Linked DNA regions of Homo sapiens: region 1 is linked to region 2. Evidence: chromatin loops called from intact Hi-C (ENCODE). Cell type or tissue: Calu3. All regions are shown on one strand.

What was found. A loop is a pair of places that touch in the nucleus more often than their neighbours do. Peaks named below come from ENCODE experiments on the same cell type or tissue, not always from the same donor. Only the 100,000 strongest peaks of a DNase experiment are listed, where the experiment ranks them.
Region 1: a loop joins it to region 2, with 10 times the contacts of the local background. A loop is called at or near these places in 3 of 110 quality-filtered maps.

The regions. Positions count from the first base shown.
Region 1 is chr18:4,016,139-4,018,638 of GRCh38, forward strand. The region is part of intron 2 of DLGAP1 (DLG associated protein 1); the gene reads right to left. Among named protein-coding and RNA genes, the nearest start is that of DLGAP1-AS4, 55 kb to the left of the region's middle. RefSeq lists an enhancer at 1,353-2,034. In Calu3, no CTCF peak of the experiment used is centred here; a DNase peak (open chromatin) is centred at 1,523.
Region 2 is chr18:5,056,553-5,059,052 of GRCh38, forward strand. No RefSeq gene overlaps it. Among named protein-coding and RNA genes, the nearest start is that of LINC01892, 23 kb to the right of the region's middle. In Calu3, a CTCF peak has its summit at 1,390 (motif pointing left); a DNase peak (open chromatin) is centred at 1,359.

The sequences.
Region 1 (2,500 bases), 1.0 Mb before region 2:
TCTTTTCCCTAGAGACAGATATTTAGCCTTCAATTTTATATAGGAGAAAGAACACAAAATTTTAAAATATAAAAGCAATATAAATCTACAGTGGTCTTCAGAGTTGTTCATTTTTAATATAAATAAATTACTAGTTCAAATAACTTCTCCAAAACAAGTTTCCCAGACCACCAAGGCAGCCGCTGGTGAGCGGCCTCACCTGTTATCATCAGTCTTTTCTCATCACACTTCCCTATTTAAGTGTGGAATTGTTCCCAGTTCAAAGATATATGGGAGAGAAGTGGCTGGATGGGTAGGATACACAGAAAACCTTGTGTACATTCTTTGGGAGAAGCTTCTAGAGAAGAATCTGAGCCACAACAGATTACCCTTGGGGAAGTTTGTGGCTATCATCATGAAGGAAGGCTTAACCATTACACAAATCTTTGGAATACTTTTCTTCTGAATTTCTTAGGCCCAGGAGGCTCTATTGCTCAAGTTCATTTTGAAGCACACTGGTTTCAAGACCTGCGTAAGTGTTCCTTGAATTAAAAAAAATCTTTCTCAAGCTCTAGGTATGCTGACAAGTTTGGTAGACCAGAAGTGTGATACTTCTACCTGCGAGGCTCCAGCGGAGTCAGCACTGCAAGGGAGAAGGCAGGGCTCCTGAGCTCAGTTCAGGGTCAGTGCCTTACTTCCTGTGTGATCTCTGCAAAGTGATTTAGTCAACCTCTCAGTCTCAGTTTTCTCATACATAAAGTAGGGATAAAAGTCATATCCAGCTTGCAGATTGACTGTGCAGATTAAATGCATGTCATGTAAAGCACGTGGAGTATACTAAAGGCTCAATAAATACTAGTTCCCTCCCTTCACCTTTCAGCCCCTCATCTCCCCAGCAATATTTTCAGATGAATAAGAGGTGAGAATTTTCAGTCTTATTTACACCAAAGATCACGTTTGGGTAGTCAAAATAAAAGTGACCATATAATCTAAGGAAATAAGTGAGTTATGTGTTCTTAGAACAGGACAGAATAATTAAAAGCAGGCCTGTGCAGAAAACCTGGAAATATGTTGCACATCATCTCTGCATCCTTCCCTCACTCCTCCTTCTCTCTCCCTCAGGGTAGTAGAGCAAAGAAAGTAGAACTCAGGGCAGGGCTTGTGTCTGTTTTGTTCACTCGTGTACACCAAGGGTGTAAAATCCTCATACAGATTTGATGCTCAATAAATATTTGATAAACTGAATACTCAGAAAGAAAGCAGAAATGGTTTGGGACTTCATATCCTGTTTTCCCTGGAGTTCAGCATAAATAAAATAATTATTTCTAACAAAAAAGTTAAAGAAAGTCTTTAATCTTCTACCACAGAAAAAGGTATTGGATTTTTACTCATTTTCCTCAAGCACATACCCAAAAAATGCTCCCAAACAAATAAACATCAGTAAACAATTTCTGGAAACCCAATGTAGCAATAGGTTACAAATAAAGCAAAGAGTGCCCCTGCTGAAACTGCTGTTTATCTTGCAAGGGCCCTCCAGGGTGGAGCTCTCGCCCTCTCCTGGCTCAGCCTTAAACTTCACTATAAGTAAGCAGAATACAGCGGAGACAAGAGGAAGTAGTTCATTTGCATAATACAAACAAAGACTCTCAGGTGAATGGTTTGCCAGTTATCAATGTTTGCTTTGCCGATTAGTGAAACAATCTACCAGTAAGTCTACCTAAAGCCTAATGTGCTATACTTTTTTTTTTTTTCCAGAAAGTTGGTCAATGGAGAAGGCATCAATTGGCAACATTCGGTTGGACCAGTTAATGATTCAGTTTGCTTTTCAAAAGATACTAGCAGACAGCATTAATCTTATCACTCTCTTTAAGTATAATCTGGACGCAGAAAATCACTCACATGCCTTAAGTTAGGTTGGTAACCAAAATATCCATTGTTTCTCTGGATACTAACAACGATTATATTAATAGAAATAGCAGGGACTGTGAAGATTGGCTATGACAAGTGATGCTGTGGTTTACTCTGACTTAGGTTTGCTTCCATGGAGGTCTGATTGTGAGATGGAGATCTGTGGGGAGTTCCACTGGGATGTGCTCTGGGCAAAACCACTATGACAGCAGTGAAGGAAGAAGGATCGGGTGGGAGGGGCACGCTGGAGTCCCGAGCTGGGATGCCCTTCAGAACTGGCCCAAACTGAAGCAGTGGGGATGAGTCTTTGTATCCCCCGCAGTGGCCAGACATTGGATGTGGGCTGCCCAGGGAGGAAGCATGACCTCGTGTGAGGCAGCTCCCTTTGGCCAAAGGCAATTTTCCAGAAGGGATACAGCTGAGAGCTGTCAGGTGCCACCAATTCCAGCAGCTGGCAGAACGAGTACCTTGGCTCTGAAGGAGTATCTGGGTCGCCAACTACAGCATCCGCTAAAACCGGCAAGTTTAAATAACAAAATATTTAGGAATGAGTACTTCCCATGTAACCTGCATATAAAGGACATTTAACAAATATTTGTCGAATGAATAAATG
Region 2 (2,500 bases):
CCAGGAGATCGATGTGGCAGTGTAGTGAGCTATAATTTCACACTGCATTCCACCCTGAATGACAGAGCAAGACCTTGGATCTTAAAAATAAAAAAAAGTAAAACATTTGGAGTGAGATAGTTATATCTGTGCATCAGAGAAAAACAGTGGTAGAGGGAACTCTTACACACTGTTGGTGGGAATGTAAATTAGTACAACCTCTAGGCAAAACAGTATGGAGATTTCTCAAAGAACCAAAACTAGAACTACCGTTCAACCCAGGAATCTCACTACTGGGTATCTACTAAAGGAAAATAAACAGTTCTGTCAAAAAGACATCTGCACTCTTACGTTTATGACAGCACTATTCACAAAAAAAAGTCATGGAATCAACCTAAGTGCCCATCAATGGTGCGTTGAATAAAGAAAATTCCATATACACCATGGAATACTATACGGCCATAAAAAGAAGAAAATCATGTCCTTTGTAGCAACATGGATGCAGCTTGAGGCATTATCCTAAGTGAATTAACACAGAAACAGAAAATCAAATATCACATGTTCTCACTTATAAGTGGGAGCTAAACAATGGATACACATGAACATAAACATGGAAAAAATAGACACTGGGGACTCCAAAAATGGGGACAGAGAGAGAGGGGAAAGCGATGAAAAACTACTTACTGGGCACTATGTTCACTGTTTGCGTGATGGGTTCTGTAGAAGTCCAAATCCCAGCATTATGCAGTATAGTACAAACCTGTGCATGTGGCTCTTGAATCTAAATTTTTTAAAAATGAAGTGTTTGCCATTCTCTGAATTGGCTGTGGATTTGGCTTATTCTGTGCCTTCTATTTCCTGCTCCTCCTCCAAGATCCAATAAGTCAGAATCCATCCTAGCAGTCAACCCTCCTTGACATACCAAGGGATGTGGACAGGAGGGCAGGAATAGCACTGTAAGCTCAGACCTCTTCTGGCTGTCCTGACACGCCCCTCTCCTCTTCCCTACTTCCTCCATTCTGCTGCCTGGTTTATCTCTTAGCCTTTCACTTTCCAACCCGGCGTTCTGGCTCCTCCGACCTTCCGCCTGTCCCTGTGATTTTTTCGCCATGCAACAACTCTTTATTAAAATGACCCTACTTCCTCTATCCAGATTTTGCTTGATTTTGCTTTAATTTGCTTACCTCCTTTCTCAGGTCCTCATGACTTCTCCTAGCTACTTTATTGTCCTCTGATCTGATGCTTTTTCCCACATAGGAAAAGCTACTAATTGAATCCCAGCTTCTAAGCCATTGCCCACTAACCTCTCTTGAGACTCAAGAGACCTCACCAGCTGGCTGAGCCTGGAGACCTTGAAATCCAGAGGTGGCTACTGCAGGCTCTTCCCGGGTCGTGCCTGCCATCTTGTGGATATAAATGGTAACTACACCGAGGCTGGGCTCAAAACCCCCTTAAGGATCAAAGGACTTTGTTCCCTTAGTTAAAAACAAAAGTCCATGTTCTCACTCTTAGGTGGGAATTGAACACTGAGAACACACGGACACAGGAAGGGGAACATCACACACCGGGGACTGTTGTGGGGTGGGGGGAGGGGGGAGGGATAGCATTAGGAGAAATACCTAATGCTAAATGACGAGTTAATGGGTGCAGCACACCAGCATGGCACATGTATACATATGTAACAAACCTGCACGTTGTGCACATGTACCCTAAAACTTAAAGTATAATAATAATAAAATTTTTTTAAAGAGTACCTTAAATGCTGCCTTTTGCATCATGTCTTTGACTGGTCATTCCTGTCAAAAGGAATTGATCTTGCTTCTGCAGTCCTGAGGGTCTGCTCCATACTGATCCTGACGAAGGCATTAGGGTACCAGTCTCACATCTTCTATAAACCCCTCTATCCTTCAGAGCTCTTAGCTTTTTCACAAGCGCTTACTAAATGTTCTGGAAAGTTGAGAATCTAAGCTATTCAAACCATGGACCTATGATTAACTTGGAGGTGACACCTTAATTGTAAGTCAAATGCTGCAATCCTTTGCTTACCAATAAATTAGATTCCAAAAGGCTATTTTTAGATGTATGTGTTTGTGAGAAAGTTAAGCTTGCAGTCTCTTGATGTATTTCCACTAAATAAGAGTGTGAATCAGTCCTTTGAGGTTTTAAAACAAGGCATATTCTCATTTTCCTCATGGACAGTTCTATAAGCAACTTTTTTTCTCTTCAGCTACATTTTCTACACTTCTCCCTTGTCTTGATTGCTCTCTGTTTGCCTCCCTGCCCTTCCCCACCTCCCATCTATAGTACAGCTTTCTCTTCCCCACTCTGTGGTCAGAGGCTGCTCTACGTAGACAGCATCATCTCGGCTCCCCACCCTCTGGCTTCCTGTCGGGTTGGGCCATGAGAGGGGGAGACACCGTCAGGAGATGAGAGGTAAAGAGGTGATATGGACTAAACACGTGTCCCCTCAAAACTCCTATCTTGAAGCTCTCACCCCTTGTATGGCTGTATTTGGAGTCAG